2 separate regions of the Homo sapiens genome follow, and region 1 is linked to region 2. A link is a loop called in an ENCODE intact Hi-C map of the cell type or tissue named here. Cell type or tissue: A673. All regions are shown on one strand. Links, peaks and the distances in the headings refer to the core of each region. The heading gives the core; the rest is flanking DNA.

What was found. Hi-C counts contacts between places; a loop is a spot of excess contacts. Peaks named below come from ENCODE experiments on the same cell type or tissue, not always from the same donor. Only the 100,000 strongest peaks of a DNase experiment are listed, where the experiment ranks them.
Region 1: it touches region 2 in a loop (5-fold over the local background); 4 of 110 quality-filtered maps call a loop at or near these places.

Annotation. Positions count from the first base shown.
Region 1 is chr5:16,793,235-16,804,398 of GRCh38, reverse strand. It overlaps MYO10 (myosin X), which reads left to right. Exons shown (of 41, transcript NM_012334.3): 4 at 9,566-9,753. Among named protein-coding and RNA genes, the nearest start is that of MYO10, 140 kb to the left of the region's middle. RefSeq lists enhancers at 9,118-9,645, 9,646-10,173. In A673, for the core only: no CTCF peak of the experiment used is centred there; a DNase peak (open chromatin) is centred at 7,578; H3K27ac peaks cover 1,033 bases.
Region 2 is chr5:16,884,423-16,895,725 of GRCh38, reverse strand. All of the region lies in intron 1 of MYO10 (myosin X), which reads left to right. Among named protein-coding and RNA genes, the nearest start is that of MYO10, 46 kb to the left of the region's middle. In A673, for the core only: no CTCF peak of the experiment used is centred there; DNase peaks (open chromatin) are centred at 4,395, 5,515, 5,965 and 6,815; H3K4me3 peaks cover 711 bases; H3K27ac peaks cover 6,934 bases.

The DNA.
Region 1 (11,164 bases), core at 3,165-11,164, 93 kb after region 2:
CGAAAATACTTCATTAGGGCTTGGGCTGCTGTATCACCTTTTGGTGATTGGATTAAGGGGGTAAAGACCCCGAGGGAAATCTCAGAGGAAGGAGCCTTTGTGGAAGTTAGTCAATGCAAGGTGAGGCCCTGAGCAGACCAGGACAGCACAGATGAAGGGAGTGGGTGGGTCGCCCTGGAGTTAATGAAAAGTGGAACACACGGGACAAGGAGACGTCAGCCATGGTGATGAGGTGATGAGGTGATGAGGCTGACAGAGCCCTGTGGGTGGATGGGTGATGGAGAAGGCATTCGCTGTAGATCCACAGTGTGGCACATTCTCAAAAATCCAGGGTTCCTGCCTTCACTCTGACTCACGGGCTCCGTGACCGTAGGGACAATATCTTATTGTCCCCTTGCCGGTTCCATTACCTGTCAGAAGAGGCAGGAGCAGTGACCTCTGCTGCCCATCACAGGGTTATGGAAGAGCAAATGAGTGGGTGTGCGAATGTGTAAACAATCCTTTTGGCCATAGGTACTAAATGGAGGTAGGTAGTCTAAGGGAGGCCTTTGAATTATTAATAAGTAAGTAATATTGGGCTGTTGTCTACTGAGTAATTTTTATACAATGAGGCAAAATTTTCTATAATCTTAAGAAATCAGGTTCTTTCTTTGTACCAGCCAGACACACATTTTACATATTCTTTCCTTTTTTGCTTTTCAAGGAAGAGATTTCAGATTATTGAGTTTTGGTTCCAATTAAATCTGGTCGTTTGATGTTCCTGTTGGTTTGTGGGAGTTCATTTGCTGAATTTACCGCCAGCCACAACATAATATCTTTATTAATTATTTAAACTCTGACATTACTGTCTCCCTGAAAATATCAGTGCCTTTTGTTCTCTCTTCCTGAATAGTCTATAGCTTGTCACCAGAACATTTTTATTTAATTTGGGTTCAAATTTGAAGGTGTGTATGCTGAAACTTTTTTTTTTCTTTTGAGATAGGGTCTCACTCTGTCAGGCTGGAGTGCGGTGGCACAATCTTGGTTCAATGCAACCTCTGCCTCCTGGGCTCAGGTGATCCTCCCACCTCAGCCTCCTGAGTAGCTGAGACCACATGTGTGCACCATCATACCTGGCTAACTTTTTAATGTATTTTTTGTAGAGACAGGGTTTTGACATTAGTGCCCAGGCTGGTTAACTCCTGGACTCAAGTGATCCTCCCGCCTCGGCCTCCCAAACTGCTGGGATTACGGGCATGAGCCATCAGGCCTGGCCTTTTTTTAAATTTAATTTTTTTTTTAAATTTTTTTAAAGAGACAAGGTTTCCACTTTGTTACCAAGGCTGGAGTGCAGTGATGCAATCACGGCTCACTGAAGCCTTGACCTCCTGGGCTCAAGCCATCCTCCCACCTCAGCCTCCCTAGTGGCTGGGAATACAGGCATGTGCTACCACACATGGGTAAATTTTTTTTTTTTTTTGAGAGAGAGGATCTCACTGTGTTGCCCAGGCCGGTCTTGAACTCCTGGGCTCAAGTGATCCTCCCAAAGTGTTGGGATAACAGGCGTGAGCCACCACACCCAACCTCTAAAACTTTTTATTTAAAGTTAAGGAGCATAATGTTTCTTGTTATTTCCTCTCAAGTCTGTGCTTGTTTTTAATCTCTCTTTATACTTAGAGATTAATGTATTCTATACAACACCATAATTCCCAGCATTACTTATTTTTTTTAATTTTTCTTTCTTTCTTTTTTTTTTTTTTTTTTAGAGACAGTCTCGCTCTGTCCCCCAGGCTGGAGTGCAGTGGCGTGATCTCAGCTCACTGCAAGCTCTGCCTCCCGGGTTCATGCCAATCTCCTGCCTCAGCCTCCTGAGTAGCTGGGACTACAGGCGCCTGCCACTACGCCCGGCTAATTTTTGTATTTTTAGTAGAGACGGGGTTTCACCCTGTTAGCCAGGATGGTCTCAATCTCCTGACCTCATGATCCACCCGCCTCAGCATCCCAGAGTGTTGGGATTACAGGCATGAGCCACTGCACCCGGCTCCTATTTTTTTCTTTATTAAACTAAAAAAAAAATTTTATTTTGGTAAAATGCATGAACAAAATGTATCACAGCCGTTGTTAATGCACAGTTCGATAGCGTTAAGTATATTTACGTTACCCTGCAGCAATCTCCAGAACTCTTCTCCTCTTGCAGAACTGAATCCATACTCATTAAACAACAGCTCCCCATTTCCCCCATCTCCAGCCCCTGGCAACCACCCTTCCACTTTCTGTCAATTTGATTATTCTGGATCCTCATATAAGTGGAATTGTACATTTCCACTTTCTCTATCAATTTGAGTATTCTGGATACCTCATACAAGTGGACTCGCACAGTGTTTATCTTTTTGTGACTGTCATAATTCACTTAGCATAATGTCTTAAGGGTTCATCCATGTTGTAGCAAGGGTCTGAATTTCCATCCCTTTCAGGGCTGAATAATTCCGTTGTATGGATGTGCCACATTTTTTGTATCTGTTCATTTATTGGCAGACACATGGGTTGCTTCTACCTTTTGGCTGTTGTTTACTGAATATTTTTTATACATGGTATAAAAAGTTTGAAAAAACATCCTTGAGTTAGTGGCAATATGCAAAAAAGAATAAGAAAGTGCTTGGAGGATGTGGGTTTAAGGAAAATCTTGAAAACAGCAGATGCCGGACATGTTATGAACATATGTATCTTAGTTTTCTCTTGTTTAGAGTACGAAATATGGTCTAAACCATAGGTTTAGAAATTTTTGTAGAGTATGAATTTTTTCTTTTCAGAATATGAATCACAAAACGAGAAGGACCACAGCAGTAGCACCTACATTCTTACAGAGTCATGTTGGAATATAGCCATGTACCATTAAATGTATGATCTTAGCCAGGCATGGTGGCTCATGCCTGTAATGCCAGCACTTTGGGAGGCTGATGCAAGCAGGCCAGATGAAGCCAGGAGTTTGAGAGCAGCCTGGCTAATGTGGTGAAACCCCATTCGTCTCTACTAAAAATACAAAAATTAGCCAGGTGTGGTTGTGGGCGCCTGTAATCCCAGCTACTCGGGAGGCTGAGGCAGGAGAATTGCTTTAACCCGGGAGGCGGAGGCTGCAGTAAGCTGAGATTGCACCACTGCACGGCAGCCTGGGCAACGGAGCGAGACTCTGTCTCAAAAATAAATAAATGCATGATTGATCTTTAAAAATCAGGAGCAGCTGTTTAAGTGCTCTTTCTCTACCCAACAAGCAGAAAGGGTCCTGACCATTTTTTGAGGAATTTGGGGAGTTCAACTCATGGTTCAGTTTAAAGCTATAAAGTAGATCATGGGGCATGAAAGATCGTCACACATCTGAGGCAGGCAGCTTCTAGGGTGCACGTAACTTTTATTTATTACTTACCTTAAAAGGTGAAAGGTTTTAAACATACTGAAATACAAATCTTTTTGGAAAAGAATTTTTTTTTTTCACTTGATGTGATATATGGTGTGTAAAATGAAAAGCAAAATAAAAGCCTGGCTTGGTATCTTCTGTTACGTTAACCACGCATTCAGACGACCTTTTACCTGAAAACACTTTTCAATACCCCCTGACATAGTGGCCCTTGGAGGAAAAGCCTTTCATTCCACAGGAGATTTGGCGCTTCCTTCCAACACAGCCACGGGGGTGGCGCATGGCAAGGCTGAGAAAGAACCAGTGTAGTGAGGCCAAGCAGATTGGAGAACAGCGGAAGCTTAGGAGCCTGGGGTGGTTTCATTGTAGATTAGAAGATAGAGTCTTCCTCACTTGCTGTGGGCATCGCTTTTATGGGCGGAGAGCCTGAATGAGTCCCAGAATCCTCAAGAAAAGATGAAATCAGGTTCCTAACCTGGGTAAAGAACCCACGAGCACATGCTGTACCCTTCAGAAGCTTCTCATCAAAACGGGAACAATCAAGGCTTTCTTGCCTAAAGCAGCAACAGTCTGTTATTAATATTTATGCAGAATTTTAAAAATATATTTTTAAGTAGAGATGGGGTCTTCCTATATTGCCCAGGCTGGTCTTGAACTCCTTGGCTCAGGCAGTTCTCCCACCTTGGCCTCCAAAAGTGCTGGGATTATAGTCATGACCCACCGTAGCTGGCCGGGATTTTAAATTTATTGACAATGTGTAGTAATGAGGGACCATATTTTTTTCATGGTAACTCACTAGGCTGACTGACAGATGAAGCATGCATTTTATTGTAAGAGTCAGATACAAAGATCAATATTATTGTAGGAAAAGTGTGCAACCACCAGAGCTGTGCTGGTCATTGGCCATGATTAACATCTTCTATAACTAAACCAGCTGGATGGTTTTGGTCTTTCACTCTCGAACCGTGTGCTTTTTGAGGCCATCTGGTAAAGTGTTCTGTTTCACAGCATGCCCGATTATCTTTTCTTCTGAAAGATGGTGACTCAGAATTGATTGGTGGCAGTAGTGTGGGGTGGCAGGGACTCGGCTTAGCAGAGGAGAGTATCCCGATGCCTTTTGTGAGCTGCGTGACCATCAGCAAGGATGCCACATAATTCTGCAGAGTCTGTGGGCTGCCTCCCCAGGGAGCGTCCGCTGTTAAGAGTCCTTTCTCAGCCGGGCACAGTGGTTCATATCTGTAATCCCAGCACTTTGGGAGGCTGAGGTGGGTGGATCACCTGAGGTCAGGAGTTTGAGGCCAGCCTGGCCAAAATATATGAAATCCCGTCTCTAGTAGAAATGCAAAAATTAGGTGGGCGTAGGGGCACACACCTGTTATCCCAGCTACTTGGGAAGCTGAGACAGGAGAATCGCTTGAACACGGGAGGCGAAGGTTGCAGTGAGCCGAGATTGTGCCACTGTTCTCCAGCCTGGATGACAGAGCGAGACTCAGTCTCAAAAAAAAAAAAAAGTATTTCTCTTCTAAAGCACTGCTGATTCTGGTGGAAGAGGACCTGTGGACATTGATTTCTGGGTTGCATATGTTGTCTCTAGTTGCCACAGCTACTACATTGTCATTCTGAAACATTTAAAAACTATTTCACTGGACAAGGTGTGGTGTGAATTACTGTAAAAAGTCAAGCATGAGACCATTTTGGATGTTGCGTCTTCACCTTTGCTAACAGGCTTAATGCCACTTTGTCTTCTACCTTCATTCAAAGCCCATGTCATCCACACTGTCAGAACGAGCAGTATCTTAAAAGGATGCTCTATGGCTAGTGAGGTTCCCCAACCAGGAGGAGGAATATGGTTTAAAAAACATGATCATTCTTTTGAAGAAAGCTGTGTAAGAAGTTTTAATAATGGTTTTATAAGTAAATCAGTGCCTTAAGAAAGAAAGGCTCATCTTAGAATTTTACAGCAACCATACAAACGTGTCATGAATGGGGCATGCAAAATGATATGGGCATATCATTTTTTAAAAGGTGTGTTAATGATGGGTGAATATCCTAATAATAAATTAATTAAATTTAATAATAAGCTTAATGCCCATGACTGTGGCTTTCACCCTCTGCTTGCAACTGAGGAAGAGGATTGGTGTGTGCTCAGTTGAGCCCGCCGTGTTGATGGTTGGCAGTGTTGACTGTTGCTTGTCAGCTTCCTCTGACCTACCTGGCTGCATAAAGAGTGACAGTCCTGTCACAGTAGGGAAAAAAATAAGAATGTATTTCACAGTAAAAATGAACATTTTTGATACTTAGCAGAAAAAAGAAAATAATGTAAACAACTATCAAAAAGGTAGAAAACAAACATGGCATTTTAAACAAAGTAGTGGAAGGGGCCAGGCACTCACAGCCTCAAGTATTGTCTGCCTGCTCCCTCACCTCTGCAGATGTTAGATAGAAGGAGGCACTGGAGTGTCTGTGGTCCAGGCACTGATGGAGGATGGAGGCATCCCAAGGAGTAGGACACTTTTTTTTTTCCAACTTCCATCTTTTTTTTTCTGGCCAAATCTTCCCCATAGTGCTCCGACAGGACAAAATGGGTTTTCTAGAGAGTTGATGTTTCCAAGGACCTGAACATTTACTCATAAAAGCACCAGATCTTTTTTTTCTAATTAAGGTGAAATTCATTTAACATAAAATTAACCATTTTGAAGTGTACAACTCAGTGGCATTTAGTACATTCACAATGCTGTACAACCAACAACTCTGTTTCAGTATGCTTTCTGCTGCCAAAACAGGATACCACACACTGGGTAATTTATAAGGAGCAAAAGTTTACTTGGCTTATGGTTCTGGAGACTGGCCAGTCCAAGAGCATGGCGCTGGCATCTGGTGGGACCCTCTTGCTGTGTCATGGCCTGAGGCATCACATGATGAGAAAGCTTGAGTGTGAGACAGAGAGAATGCATGTCGAACTTACTCTTTTATTAAGAGCCCACTCTGCAATAACTAACTCACTCCTGCAATAATGGCATTAATCCATTATGAGAGCAGAGCCCCATGACATAATCAGCTCTTACCTTTGTAATCACCTTCCTAATACTGTTACAATGGCAATTAAATTTCAACACAAGTTTAGGAGGGGACAAACATTCAAACCATACAACCTGTATCTTAGTTCTACAATATTTTTATCACCTTAGGTGGAAACCCTGTACCAGTGAAGCAGTCATTCCCCTCTCCTGCCACTGTCTGCTTTTAGCAACCACCCATCTTGCTGTTTCTATGGACTTAACCTATTCTGGATATGTGAACTTTTGTGTCTGGCTTAATATGTCTCCAAGGCTCATTCACATTGTAGCATGGATCAGCACTTTATTCCTTTTTGTGGCTAAGTAATATTACATGGTGTGGGTATGCCACATCCATTCATCTGATGATGGGCCCTTGGCATTGTTTCCACCTTTGGCTGTTGTGAATGGTGCTTCTGTGAACATGTGTGTACAAGTGTTTGAGTATTTTCTTTCGCTTCTTTTTGATATGTATCTAGGAGTGGAATCGCTGGGTCATATGGTAATATCTTTTATGTTTTTAACCTTTTTTTAAATCTTTTGCTTCATATTATTTCCAAAACACATTCCAGGTTGAGTAACCCTTATCCAGAATGCTTGGGACCTGAAGTGTTTTGGACTTCTGATATTTTCTCTGATTTAGAAGTATCTGCATTATACTTACCAGTTGGGCATCCCTCATCAGAAAATCTGAAATCTGAAATGCCCCCATGAACATTTCTTTTCAGCATCATGTTGGTGCTCAAAAAGCTTCAGATTTTACAGCATTTCAGATTTTGGTTTTCGGATTAGTGATACTCAACCTGTATGGACTTATTTGCATTTGAAAAGTTATACTGAACAAAACAATACTTTGCTTGATGTTCCTGGCTGATACTATGAATATAAAATATTACAAATTGCTATAATATGGTATAGATGCTCTCAGGATGTTTGGACTTTCTGTCTAGTTTTCTTGTTTTTTGTTACCCTCCGCCAACCCCCCTGGGTGTATGCATCCCTGGTGTCTTTTTGTGTGTTCAAATTTCCTCTTCTAACAAAGACACCAGTCAGATTGGATTAGGGCCCACCCTAATGGCCTCATTTTAAGTTAGTCACTTATTTAAAGCCCCTATCTCCAAGCATAGTAACATTCTTAAGTACTTGGGATTAGGGCTTCAGCATGTGAATTTGGGGAGAAGGCATGAATCAGCCCTTAACAGCCCATAAAGCCCTAGACACACTGTACGAGCTTTGTAAAAGTTGGTTGGTGGTTAGTGGTTGATGGTGGTTGCAGGACTCTCTGCTCCCACCCCTGTCTGACTGACTTCCCTAGTTGTGTCTGAGCCTGGAAGCCAGGTAATCAGAGTTAGTATTTCCTGTAAAAGTAGAAGTGAATAGTTATGTCCACATGGAGAGGCCTAAGGCATTAAGCTTTGGTAACTCTGTAGCCTCTATTTATTTATTTATTTTCCTTCTTTCTTTCTTTCTTTTCTTTTCTTTTCTTTCTTTCTTTCTTTCTTTCTTTCTGTCTTTCTTTTCTTTCTTTTTCCTTTCTTTCCTTTCTTTTTCTTTTGTGTTGTGTTCTGTTCTTTTCTTTTTCTTCCCTTTCTTTCCTTTCTTCCTCTCTTTCCCTTTCTTTCCTTTCTTCCTCTCTTTCCCTTTCTTTCCTTCTTTCTTTTCTTCTTTCTTTCTTTCCTTCTTTCTTTCTCTCTCTCTCTCTCTCGCACGCTCGCTCTTTCTCTTTCTCGCTCTCTCTCTGTTCTTTCTTTTTTTTTTTTTTTTTGACAGAGTCTCGCTCTGTCGCCCAGGTTGGAGTGCAGTGGCGCAATCTTGGCTCACTGCAACCTCCACCTCCCAGGTTCAAGAGATTCTCCTGCCTCAGCCTCCCGAGTAGCTGGGATTACAGGTGTGTGCCACCGGGCCTGGCTAATTTTTTGTATTTTTAGTAGAGACGGGGTTTCACTCTGTTAGCCAGGGTGGTCTTGGTCTCCTGATCTTGAGATCCTCGCACCTCGGCCCCCCAAAATGCTGGGATTACAGTCGTGAGCCACTGCGCTCGGTCTGATACCTAGCATTTTCGAAATGGTCACGTTATCTTTTAAAAGCTGTAGCTAACTCTGCATAGCATAAAATTTGCCATTTTGACTATTTTGAAGTGTACAATTCAGTCATATTAGGTACATTCACAGACCTAGCACTTTGGGAGGCCAAGGAGGGAGGATCACTCAAAACCAGGAGTTCGAGACTAGCCTGGGTAACAAAGCAAGACCATGTCTCTACAAAAAAAATTAAAAATAAAAATAAATAATAATAAGGACATTCACAATGTTCTGCATCCACAAGTACCAACCACTTCCATAACTTTTTTTGAGATGGAATCTCACTCTGTCGCCCAGGCTGGAGTGCAGTAGCACTATCTCGGGTCACTGCAACCTCTGGCTCCTGGGTTCAAGTGATTCTCCTTTCCCAGCCTCCTGTGTAGGGATTACAGGCAGGCATCACCATGCCTGGCTAATTTTTGTATTTTTAGTAGAGATGGGGTTTCACCATGTTGGCCAGGCTGGCCTTGAACTCCTGACCTCAGGTGATCTGCCCGCCTCAGCCTCTGGAAGTGCTGGGATTACAGGCATGAGCCACCAGGCCCGGCCCACTTCCAGAACTTCCCCATCACCCTAAATAGAAACTCTGCACCCATTAAATTGTAAATGTCCTTCTCCCCCAACCCCTGGCTACCTCTCTTCTCCTTTCTGTCCCGTCACTTTTTAACCATGCTGTTTCACAGTAGCCATTTAATGAGACAGGAGACTGGACCTGGCCAGTCCTTTGCCCATGGGAAGGGATTAAGATTGGTGAGGTCAGCGGGGAGCAGGGATCTGGGCCTGGGGAGCAGGGACTGGGCCTGGGCCGCCTCACCATCTTCCTTCTCTTGTTTCCCTTTCACTGCCATCCCTCTTTGAAATGGCTTCATTCATTTGTCCAGAATATCAAGATTTGGTACCCAGAAAGGCAGGGACAGTGTGCACCCGGGAGACAGAAGACGTCTTTCCCCCTGGCGCACACTCGGTGGGTTTTGTTGGAGCTCATCCAGTGGCCTGGGTTAGAAGTGACGCATCCCTGTCTCACTCTGTGCTTGCAGACCTACATCGGCTCCATCCTGGCCTCCGTGAACCCCTACCAGCCCATCGCCGGGCTGTACGAGCCTGCCACCATGGAGCAGTACAGCCGGCGCCACCTGGGCGAGCTGCCCCCGCACATCTTCGCCATCGCCAACGAGTGCTACCGCTGCCTGTGGAAGCGCCACGACAACCAGTGCATCCTCATCAGGTAACGGGGCTCACAGCCAGTCGGACTTTCCCATGGCCCAGGAGTCCCTCCGCGCACCCCCAACCCCAGCCTCCTTAGGGCATTAACCAGAGGAAGCTTTTACAACCGCCTGAGTTTCTCCGACAGAGTTTTCTGTTTTGAATGGCATGGTAACTTCAGCTTTCAGAAGGAGCTTACTTAGCAAAGCAGATGGACCATGTTGCTTGGCTCTTGTCCTCAGAATAATTATTCCATTCTGTTCCTTTTTTTTTTTTTTTTTTTTAAAGCAACATTTATTTGCCTTAATTATTCTTTGATTTATTTCAATGATGAGGCATGGTCCTTCTATCTGTTTAAGGAAATCTTGCATAGTTCTTTCAAATTTAAATGTTTTATATAGCCTACAGTGCTACTCACAAGGCTTATGTATGTGAACAAGGTTTCTTTTTTCTCTACTGCAATAAAATAACTCTAGATAGAATCTCCCAAATTTAGGAATTTTTAATAATAGGGTGCTCTTAAAGTTAATTAGCCACAGAAGAGGGGCTTACTGTGTGTATGTTAAGGGCATGTTTATTTCAATATTTTTTTTTAGTGGGTGAGAAGGCACTTGGCATGTCTATTTTAGCTGAGTCGTACTCGCTTTTACAAAGAAACTATTAGGAGCCCCAATATCAGCTCCTTTATTACTAGAAACTGTCTAAAAAAGTAGTAGAATTTCTTTTTTTTTTTTTTGAGTTGGAGTTTCGCTCTTGTTGCCCAGGCTGGAGTGCAATGGTGCGATCTCAGCTCACTGCAACCTCCGCCTCCTGGGTTCAAGTGATTCTCCTGCCTCAGCCTCCCGAGTAGCTGGGATTACAGGCATGCGTCGCCACCACCCCAGCTAATTTTGCATTTTTAGTAGAGACGGAGTTTCTCTGTGTTGGTCAGGCTGGTCTTAAACTCCCGACCTCAGGTGATCCGCCTGCCTCAGCATCCCAAAGTGCTGGGATTACAGGCGTGAGCCACCGCTCCCGGCGAGTATTTTTAAAATAAATATTTATTGGCTGGGCACAATGGCTCACACTTGTACTCCCAGCACTTTAGGAGGCCAAGGAGGGTGGTTCACTTGAGTTCAGGAGTTGGAGACCAGCCTGGCCAACATGATGAAACCCCATTTCTACTAAAAATGCAAAATCAGCCAGGCGCGGTGGCTCATGCCTATAGTTCCAGCTACTTGCGAGGCTGAGATGGGAGGATCACTTTAACCCGGAGGTGGAGGTTGCAGTGAGCTGAGATCACACCACTGCACTCCAGCCTGGGTGACAGAGTGAGACTCCTTCTCAATAAATAAATAAATAAAATTTCTTAATTTTTATTATTAACATTCAAATTGACCTCATCACATGTATGCTATTGACATCCTGTTGGAGTTTGTTAATTATTTCTATTG
Region 2 (11,303 bases), core at 1,575-9,574:
TCATGGCCAGAGTATTTGGGAAGGATGGATGGGGTGGGAGGGAGATGGATGGATGGGGATGCTGGAATCCACCCCTAGGAAATTCCTTTGGGTGTCTCAGTGTCCTGCTGGGGAAGGAGCTCTTGTTGGGTTGAGCCTGTTGGGTGTTCTTACCATTGGTCCTCAGGAGGTGAGAGGCTTCCTGGGAACGAGATAGGGGAAGCAGAGGGCCTTTGTTCTGGTCTAGATGGGGCGTGTCATCCAGGGGTAGTGGAGAAGCTGATGAGGAGCCAGTAGGAACTAGGAGGAACTTTCCTTCCTTGGCTTCGGGCCTCAGAGCCTCCGGTGAGCTGCCTCACCAGGACATGGCTGTATTTGATGGACAGACCTCAGACGTCAGCCTCCTGGGCTCGGCCCATTCTCCATTCACTGCAGCAGGGTCTTCACTGCAGCCCCCCTGCCACTGCTTTGTCCCACCCCTTGATTCCCCTGAGGGAGATCTTGGGAATTTCCAAATTTTGAGTGACTGAAGGCCTTTCAAACTGAGAAAGAATTAAAAATGGATCCTTCAAAATGACTTGTCTACTGTGTGGTTCTTTTAAAACATAATTTGAAAAGAGTATACTGCATTGTAAAACAGTAATTTTGCCCACATTTTATTGGTAAGGGTGGAGGTGATTTTAGTCCTTAGTGGTTTGTAGAGCTTGGCGGGTTAGTCTGAGACTGTTTTTTCTTGTGCTGGACAAAGGTGAATGTCTTCATTGTTTCATTGTGTAGAGCTGTTAATAGTTTATGGAGGGTGATTAAGTAGCGCTGCATAAGCCAATTTACAGTGTGTCTTAGTCTACACTGGCACTTGGCTAATTTGCAGAAAATTGGACCTTTCAACATGGGGCTTCCTCCCTCTACTCCGTGGGGGCTTCTCCTATTCATCCCTCAGCAGTCTGGCTTCCCCTCCAACACCGCAGGCTCCAGTCCTCTGTGTATCCCCACATTAGTCCTCCTGGTGTCAAGTTTCAATGATCTGTTTGCACTTCATCCCCATTGGACTGCAGGCATCTGGGAATGAGGCGTGTCCCTTACTAATCTTTGCGCTGGATCTCTGGCACAGTATCTGTGTTGTTAAATGCGTCAGTGGCCACCTCTGCTTTCCATGAAGCATTTCTGATTATCCACTCACCTTCTTTCTCAGAGTTAGCCTCTTTAATCCCCACAGTTCCTGGGAGGTAGATTGTATTTGCTTTTCCTCTACATTCGATGAGGAAATGAAGGCCCGTGGAGGTTCATTTGTCCAAGGCCACATGGCTAAGATGTGGTAAAGCCAGGGTTCCTGTCCAGGCGGTTTGGCCCCCTGGATAGAGCCATTATCAAAAACCACTATCCTTCGGTCTAGCCAGGAAAAAAAACTTCAGACAGCCCACAGAGGAGGGATGTTTCACAGAATACCTGACCAGCATTTCTCAAAACCGTCAAGGCTATCAAAGAAGGAGCATGACGATTACATCCAATGTCCCAGAAGGGGTCCTGGGACGGAAAAAGGACATTAGGTGGAAACTGGAGAACTCTGAATGAAGTGTGGCATTGAGTTCATGGTAAGGTGCCAGTGTCGGTTCCTTAGTGTGATAAATGTCCACATTATGTAAGATATAAGAACAGGAACCAGAGTGAGAGGTGTACAGGGACTCCCTGTATTATCTTTGCAACTTGTCTGGAAAATCTAAAACTATTCTAAAATGAAAAGTTTACTTAACAACTTAATGACAATGCCACCACTAAGCCCACTGCACTCCACTGCCTGGCTGGCTTGTCACACACTCTGGGTACCCTCACTCCTCGCTGCCTGGTGCCCACCCACTGCTGGGGAGAGGCTGTGTCCTCGGAGAAGAGTCCCCTCCAATTTCAGCACGTAACAGTGACGGAGGGATATAACTAGGGCTAGTCACAGGGCCATCAGAAGTGCTGCCCCCACTTATTTATTTATTTATTTATGTTTTTAGCAGTGTAGTCTGTTCCAAAGTCTCTGTTGAACCCAACAGGAGGTGTAATATGGAGAGAAATGAAAATGAATTTTGCTGTAGGAGGGAAATAATTTTCTTTTTTTTTTTTTTTTTTTGAGACAGAGTCTCACTCCCTCACCCAGGCTGGAGTGTGGTGGCACGATCTCAGCTCACCGCAACCTCTGCCTCCCGAGTTCAAGCGATTCTCCCACCTCAGCCTGCTGAGTAGCTGGGACTACAGGCATGCACCACCACACCTGGCTAATTTTTGTATTCTTAGTAGAGATGGAGTCTTGCCATGTTGGCCAGGCTGGTCTCAAACTCCTGATCTCAGGTGATCTGCCTGCTCAGCCTCTCAAAAGTGCTGGGATTACAGGCGTGAGCCATGGTGCCCAGCAGGAGAGAAATAATTTTCTATAGACAAAATCTTAGTGTCAAGAGGACCAAAGAGGCATTTATGTCATTTAAATGTTTCTCATCCTCTTCAGCCTCCTTATCGCTTTTCTGTTGGGGGTAGCTTGTAATTGTAAGTTCTTTTTTTTTTTTTTTTTTTGAGACAGAGTCTCACTGTGTCACCCAGGCTGGAGTGCAGTGGCGCAATCTCGGCTCACTGCAAACTCCGCCTCCCAGGTTCAAGCCATTCTCCTGCCTCAGCCTCCCGAGTAGCTGGGACTACAGGCGCCCGCCACCACGCCCGGCTAATTTTTTTTGTATTTTTAGTAGAGATGGGGCTTCACCGTGTTAGCCAGGATGGTCTTGATCTCCTGACCTCGTGATCTGCCCGCCTCGGCCTCCCAAAGTGGTGGGATTACAGGTGTGAGCCACCGTGCCTGGCCTGTAAGTTCTTTTTCAATGTTTTGTGTCTGGAAAGTAGCTGGGCTGGTAATGTTGTTGGTTTGGAGAAACTGTGGTGCGTTGGTTGAACGAGGCCTGTGCATTCTTTGGTTCTGTAGCAAGGCCTTGAGAGGAGAGTTAAATTAAAGCAATATGAGGGCTGAAAGCCATCTGGATGTGACCCAGTAAGGTGCCAGCAGCAAGACCCCAAATACAGGTACTGCTTTGTTGGGTTGAAGACCTATGGCATCTTTTGTTTGTTTGTTTGTGTTTGAGATAGGCTCTCGCTCTGTCACCCAGGCTGGAGTGCAGTGGCGCAGTCTTGGCTCACTGTAACTTCCGCCTCCTTGGTTCAGGAGACTCTCTCACCTCAACCTTCCAAGTAGCTTGGACTATAGGCGCATGCCACCATGCCCAGCTAATTTTTGAATTTTTTTGTAGTGACGGGGGTCTCACCATGTTGCCCAGGCTGATCCTGAACTCCTGAGTTCAAGTGACCTGCCTTCCTTAGCCTCCCACAATGCTGGGATTACAGTCGTGAGCCACCGTGCCCGGCAACCCCATGGCTTGAAGCATTTTGGTTAGCCGTCTCATGTGATCTTTTTGTGTTATGTATCAGATAAGCTAGGTGTCAACTCATTTTGTGCAGAGAGATCTCAAGTAATGAATAACTGTGCTGAGCTATGGGTAGAAGAGCTGGAGCTTGAGTCCCTGTCTTCTAGGGGAGCACCCAGTGCCATTTCTGTAACCTCATACTGAAACCTTCCAGCAGCCCTGCCTCTCTCTCTTGGTAGCATGGTTTCTGTAGATGCATTTACCATTCAACGGAGCAATAAGTCTGGCCCTGTTCTAGGTGCTGAGGATTCCACAGCAAGTAAAATCCATTTCTGCCTCCCATAATACAAATGATATAAATATGATGTAAATACTAGTCAAAGCACTGAAATAACTTGTTTTGGTGTTCTAGAGAAAGTATATAAAAATTAGAGACATTTGTACAGGTCTCGCTTGTGAACTGCTTTCTAGATGTTTTCTGAAACCTGTAACATTTGTGTGTGATGAAAATGAGAGCTGATATTCCTTTACTTGCAAATAATGGAAACTCCACAAAAACTAGTGCAAACTGAAAAGAGGACCTTCTTGCATATGTAATAAGGAGGGTCAAGAATGAAGATGGTGGTTGGGATAACGGATTCCAGGGAGTGAATGAGGTCAGGTGTGAGTCTACCTATTTGTCTGCATAGTTGTCTCTCCCTCCCTGTCTCTTTTAATTTGTGATATAATTCACACATCATGACATTCACCCATTTAAAGTATATAATTCAGTGGTTTTTAGTATCTTCACAAGATTGTACAACCATCATCACTATCTAATTTTATCACATTTTCCTACTCCAGAAAACCCCCCACAAAACTCCGTACCTGTTAGCAGCCACTCTCCATTCTCCCCTCCTCCCAGCCCCGGGCAACCACCAGTGAGCTTTCTTTTCTCCTCTCCCCTCCGCCTGCCCCTCCTTCCTCCTTCCTCTCTCTCTCCTTCCTTCCTTCCTTCCTTCCTTCCTTCCTTCCTTCCTTCCTTCCTTCCTTCCTTCCTTTTCTCTTCTCCTTTTCTCTCTCTTTCAAGACGGAGTCTCACTCTGTCATCCAGGCTGGAGTGCAATGGCACAATCTTGACTTCCTGCAACCTCTGCCTCCTGAGTTCAAGAGTTCAAGCAATTCTCCTGCCTCAGCCTCAAGTAGCTGGGATTACAGGCACCTGCTACCGCGCCTGGCTAATTTTCTAATGTTATGTTTTAGTGGAGACTGGGTTTCACCACGTTAGTCAGGCCGGTCTCTAACACCTGACCTCATGTGATCCGCCTGTATCGGCCTCCCAAAGTACTGGGATTACAGATGTGAGCCACCGTGCCTGACCAACTTTCTGTCTCTATGGATTTAACTTCTTCATATAAATGGAGTCATACAACATGTGGTCCTTTGTGACTGCCTTCTTCTACTTAGCATAGTGTTTTCTAGGCTCATCCATGTTATAGCATGTATCAGTTCTCTGTTCATTTTTATTTTATTTTATTTTTTGAGACAGAGTCTTGCTCTGCCGCCCAGGCTGGAATGCAGTGGCATGATCTTGGCTCCCTGCAACCTCTGCTTCTCGGGTTCAAGTGATTCTCCTGTCTCAGCCTCCAGAGTAGCTGGGGTTACAGGCATGTGCCACCACACCTGGCTAATTTTTGTATTTTTAGTGGAGATAGGGTTTCTCCGTGTTGGCCAGGCTGGTCTCGAACTCCTGACCTCAGGTGATCTGCCTGCCCCGGCCTCCCAAAGTTCTGGGATTACAAGCGTGAGCCACCACGTCAACCTTATAGTTGAATAATATTCCATTGTATGAATAGACCACATTAAAAAAAAATCCATTCACTAGTTGATGAACATGAGGGTTGTTTCTGCTTTCAGGCTATTGCACATAATGCTGCTATGAACATTTGTGTACAAGTTTTCGTGTGGACATATGTTTTCACGTCTCTGGGGTATTTACCTAGCAGTGGAATTTCTGGGTCATATGGTTAACTCTATATTTTACTTTTTGAGGAACTGCCAAACTGTTTTCCACAGCAGCTGCATCATTTCACATTCTTAGCAGCAGTGCACGAGGGTTCTAGTTTCTCCACATTCTTGCCAACACATTATGTGTCATTTTGATTGGACTAGGTTATCTTTTATGTACCTTTTAATCCAGGAAGTATGATTTTGTGAAAAAAAATTTGTTTTCGATATGTGATAGAAATCTGCAAAGGAATTAATTAATATGTATGAAACAGAAATGACAAATGGCTGTTTTAAGTTTATTTTCTTCCCACTGTGTTCTTGGGTCGTTCATTTTTATGAAGTAACAACAAACTCCTGTTCTGAGCATACTTGTGTATTTTTTCTGAAAACAGATGGTAGCCAGAACACAACTGGGATTCCATTAAGAAAATCTTATCAGTTTGTTTATTTGTAGGCATTTCTCTCCCCCTCTCCCCACAAAAATGATTCTTATCAAGAGGAGGAAAGGACAATAAACTGGGAAATGGGAGGTAAGGATGTCTGGTATCAGATTTCACGCAGAGTGCAAACATCTTGTGCTGGTCTTTTATTGCCCTTTCTGTCCTGTACCTCCTACTGCTTCCACCAAGAGGAGTGGAATGCAGTTCTTAAACCAGCTGTTTTGTTTTGTGTGCTTTAAAAACAGGATTTCCCACTAGTTTTTGAGAGTTCTTAGTGGGACAGTTTTATACATTTTATAAAATCTGTGTCTCCTAGCTCCATTTACTTACTTGTCTTTCTTGGCTTGTTCTGCTGTTTTCTTTCTTTCTTTCCTTCCTTTCCTTCCTTTCGTCCGCCCTTCCTTCCTTCCTTCCTTCCTTCCTTCCTTCCTTCCTTCCTTCCTTCCTTCCTTCTTTCTTTTCTTCCCTTCCCCTTCCTTCTTTCCTTTCCTTTCCTTCCTTCTTTCTGTCAGTCTTTCTGTCTTTCTTGATGGAGTCTTGCTGTGTTGCCCAGGCTGGAGTATAGTGGCGTGATCTCGGCTCACCGCAACCTCCGCCTCCTGGGTTCAAGCAATTCTCCTGCCTCAGCCTCCCGACTGCCTGGGATTACAGGCACCCACCACCATGCTTAGCTAATTTTTGTATTTTTAATAGAGATGGGGTTTCACCATGTTGGCCAGGCTGATTTTTTTTTTTTTTTTTTAAATTTTTTTAAATTTTGAGGCAGGGTCTTGCCCTGTCACCCAGGCTGGAGTGCAGAGGCACAATCACACCTCACTGCAACCTCCGCCTCTTGGGCTTAAGCCATCCTCCCACCTCAGCCTGCTGAGTAGTTGGGACTACAGGCATGTGCCACCATGCCCAGCTAATTTTTATGTTTTTTGCAGAAACAGGGTTTTGCCATATTGCCCAGGCTAGTCTCAAACTTCTGAGCTCAAACGATCCTCCCACCTCAGCCTCTCAAAAGTGCTGGGATTCCAGGCATGAGTCACCATTGCCTGGCCTGGCCTATTGTTTATATTATGTAATTATTCCCTATGGAACAGAGAGAACAGATAGGAAGGGCATTAGAGTGGGCATAGTTTACCTCTGTGCTTTTTAGAGCCAGAACTATTTTATTTAATTCAAATTTTACTTTTTTTTTTTAAGAGATGGGGGTCTTGGCTTATCTTGTTCAGGCTGGAGTGCAGTAGCACGATCAGAGCTCACTGTATCCTCGAACATCTGGGCTCAAGGGATCCTCCTGCCTTAGCCTCCCAACTATGGGAGTATCTCTGGCTATTTTTTTTTTCCTTTTGAGACGGAGTCTCGCTCTTGTTGTTCAGGCTGGAGTGCAGTGGCGCAATTTCGGCTCACCACAACCTCTCCCTCCTGGGTTCAAGTAGTTCTCCTGCCTCAGCCTCCTGAGTAGCTGGGATTACAGGCATGCACCACCACACCCAGCTAATTTTGTATTTTTAGTAGAGATGGGGTTTCTCCATGTTTGTCAGGCTGGTCTTGAGTAATTTTTTAATTAAAAAAAATGTTGTAGAGATGAAGTCTCACCATCTTGCCTAGGGTGGTCTTGAACTCTGAGGCTCAAGTAATCCTCCCACCTTGGACTCCCAAAGTGTTGAGATTACAGGTGTGAGTCACTATGCCCAGCCTAGAGCTAGAATTATTTTACATGCCGTCCACTCTTTCCTAGTGCCTGGTATATGATTGGGGAGGGGGTGTTAGGAGATATTTGGTGGAAGGATGGACTTGTGGAAGTATGAGGGATGGAAGAATGGGTGAGTGGGTGGAACGATTTACAGATGGATGAATTATTTTAGGCATGTTGGCTGATTCTTTAGGTCCACTTTCTAATAAACATATATGTGTTGGCTACATAATGATGGTTAACTAATAGATGGAAAAATTTGACTTTTATTTGTTGTATCGTCACATTCCTACAATGTTTGAGGTACTCTCAGCAATTTGGAGATGTCTCATTTCTTTTAGTGTTAAAAATTGTTTCTGGGACTATTTCTGGTCACTGTAGTTTAAAAGATTAACTGAAAAGGTGTTTTAAGGAATTGTGAGGAAGGTGGGGGAAATCAGATTATAAAACTCAGGACTGAGGCCAGACATGGTGGCTCACGTCTGTAATCCCAGCACTTTGGGAGGCTGAGGTGGGTGGATCACCTGAGGTCAGTCGTTTGATACCAGCCTGGCCAACATGGTGAAACCCAGTCTCTACTAAAAATACAAAAATTAGCCCAGTGTGGTGGTGCGCACCTGTAGCCCCAGCTACTTGGGAGGCTGAGGTAGGAGAATCACTTGAACCCAGAAGGCAGAGATTTCAGTAAGCCGAGATCATGCCACTGCATTCCAGCCTGGGCGGCGGAGCTAGACTCCATCTAAAAATAATAATAATAATAAAACTCAGGACTCAATCAGTTGGCAAGTTGGAACCCATAACTATGGGAATAAACTCTTTACAGAATCACACATTTATAATTGAGGCATCCTGCCATTTAGCATAGTTCATTTTGGTTTTGATTTTGATTGGAAGTGTGGGATGGCGGTGAATCTTTGTATCTTTTCCTTTGGAACATTGACCAAAGATTAGTGTATTGTTGGTGATACCTTTTACCGCTTTCTTTTCCTCTCCACCTCTTACTATCGTAAACTTTTCATGTTATCCTCTGGATGAAAGCTGCTATTCCTAGTGGTGACAGAGTTTGACACTGTGGGCAGGATAAGGGGAAGGAATGTGGGTGCTATTCGATCCTTCCCATCCGGTGCACTAGAGAGCTGGGAAGGACCAAAAACATGGGACAAATTGGTCTGTGAACTTTATGGTAATGAGCACAGGCAGGCCTCAGTTTACAACCCTACTGTGTTTTTTTTAGGTGTGTTTATTAGTATTTGGAACACTGTGGTCTTCAGTGGCAATAGTGTTTTTTTGTTTTTGCTTTGTTTTTTTTTTTTTTTTTGGAGATGGAGTCTCGCTCTGGCACCCATGCTGGAGTGCAGTGGCACGATCTTGGCTCACTGGAACCTCTGCCTCCCTGGTTCAAGCGATTCTCATGCTTCAGACTCCCAAGTAGCTGAGATTACAAGCCCGTGCCACCACATCCAGCTAATTTTGGTATTTTTAGTAGAGGCGGGGTTTCACCATGTTGACCAGGATGGTGTCAAACTCCTGATCTCAAGTGATCCGCCTTCCTCAGCCTCCCAGAGTGCTGGGATTACAGTCAGGAGCCACTGTGCCCAGCCGCAGTAGTGTTACAAATGATCTTTTAGCCCATAGGCAAGCTTGAGAAATGATGATGACGATGATGATGTAGCTGAAAGCTATAAATAGCTGAAATATATTCCTTCAAAAAATGTAGAGCATTTCAGCAATAGGCCAGTCTGGGGAGTTACCCAACACTTCTGGCAGCGCCTTTGAGAAGAAATTATGTCGGAATTCTGAAGCACAATGTCAGGAACACATTTTCCCCTGGGATTAGCTCTCTGATGGGCACGGGACAGTTGTTCTTGCGGTTGCCTATATAGAGAACAAACGTCTATAATTGTTCTCCAGCCCAAAGAAAAATATTACAAACTCGGGACTCTCAAACCACACATTTCCAACTTTATCAACTATGTGCTCACCAAGTTTCTCTCTTGAGACTCACTTTATTACTTTTCCTTCCTCTGTAGTTGGTCAGGGTGGAGCTTTGACTTGCCATCTCCTTCAGCTCCGCATCCTTTGACCTGAGCCTAAAAACCGCCTGTGTTCCTTTCAGGGCCTACATGGCCGTGGCTGAACTGAAGCTTTCCTCTGTAGAATTGGATGCAGTTCTTCAGAAATGATTGCCAGCTTCGGGTTTAAAACCCTGTAGTCTCAAGACAAGGAATTGAGTCAGAGGGACTCATTTAGCTGTCGTGGGTGCCCTACTCTGTTTGAGTACTCTATGGCAAGGACCTATGAAGGCCACCGACTGCTATGGGGGATGCCTGGGTGTCCAGGGATGCTTGGGGACTGGCTGCTACCACTTCAGGTCCCCTGCTGAGGGTGGCTGTCTCTGCAGGGGAGAAGTCTTAGATTTCACCTTCCCCTTCATTTCTGAATCTTAGGGTTGTGCCCCAGCTCACAGTGCTCCCTCATCCTTGTGGCTCGCGTTAGCGCTGCATTTGTCATACTCATTTTATACCTGTGATGATGCCACCACCCCCCAACCCCCGCCGTTTTTTTTTGTTGTTTTTGTTGAGACAGAGTCTTGCCCTGTTGCCTGGGCTGGAGTGCAGTGGTATGATCTTGGCTCACTGCAACCTCTGTCCTCCGGGTTCAAGTGATTCTCCTGCCCAGCCTCCCAAGTAGCTGGGATTACAGGCACCCACCACTGCGCCCAGCTAATTTTTTGCATTTTTAGTAGAGACGGAGTTTCATCATGTTGGCCAGGCTGGTCTTGAACTCCTGACCTCAGGTGATCCGCCTGCCTTGGCCTCCCAAAGTGCAGGGATTACAGGCATGAGCCACTGTGCCCGGCCGATGAGCACCTTGCTTTGCTCTTCTCTCCATTCTTATCTGCACATGGCTAAGTTTTCTGACAAGCTTTGCACTGGGGTTTGCAAGCATTTGGGAGTTGAGACAGCATCTGAGGTTAAAGAGCACAGTGGACAGGCTGTGTCTGCATGGTTCCAATAATCTGCATTAAAAGTCGGCTCTCCCTTAAAAAAAAAAAAAAGCAGAGTGGACAGAGAGGAGGAAGAGTGTTCTTCTAGCACCACTGCCCACCTGTCGGCCTCTGCTCCTCTTTTCCTTATGTTTGTCAAAGGATTTGAATTAGACTGCAGAGGCTGCTTTCTCTATTCTCTGTGTACCCGGTTTTAATGATACCAGAAATTAGGTCTGCCCCAGCGATACTTTATCTGTTGGGATTTTTGAAGTTCATGGGATTTAGACAACAGAGTCTGCTTTCAATTAACTAGGTCACTGACAGTGAATGGTTTTGTAAACACCTTCAGTTTGGCCATGGCTCTAGAACACTGTATTACTCTAGAATAGTGATTCTCAACTAGAATGATCCTGCAGTCCCCAACAAAGAATCATCTAGTCCACAATGTCAATAGCACCGAGGTGGAGAAACTTGTATTACAACTTCATGTTATAAAAGCCACGTGTGCTTTGATGTGTCTTTGAGTAATAAGAATCAGAAAAAAAAAGCATCTGGTAAGTTGGAAAGATAACTCCTACTTCCAACAGAAGGAAAAAAAAAAAAAGACGAAAACAGGAGAAAAAGTGCTGCTTAAGTCCTTGGTGCTCACAACCCGTTTCTGCAGTTCATCAAGAACCAATATCCCCACTCCCTAGGCCCTACATTAGAGATCTCCTAAACCAGGTGACTTCTTCACTGAGTCATTGCAGGCAAAAAGAGGAAAACTTTCTTTTGGCTGTTGAATTTACTGCAGATTTAAATAGCCATATTAATTTATCTTATGCATTACAAAGTTATTT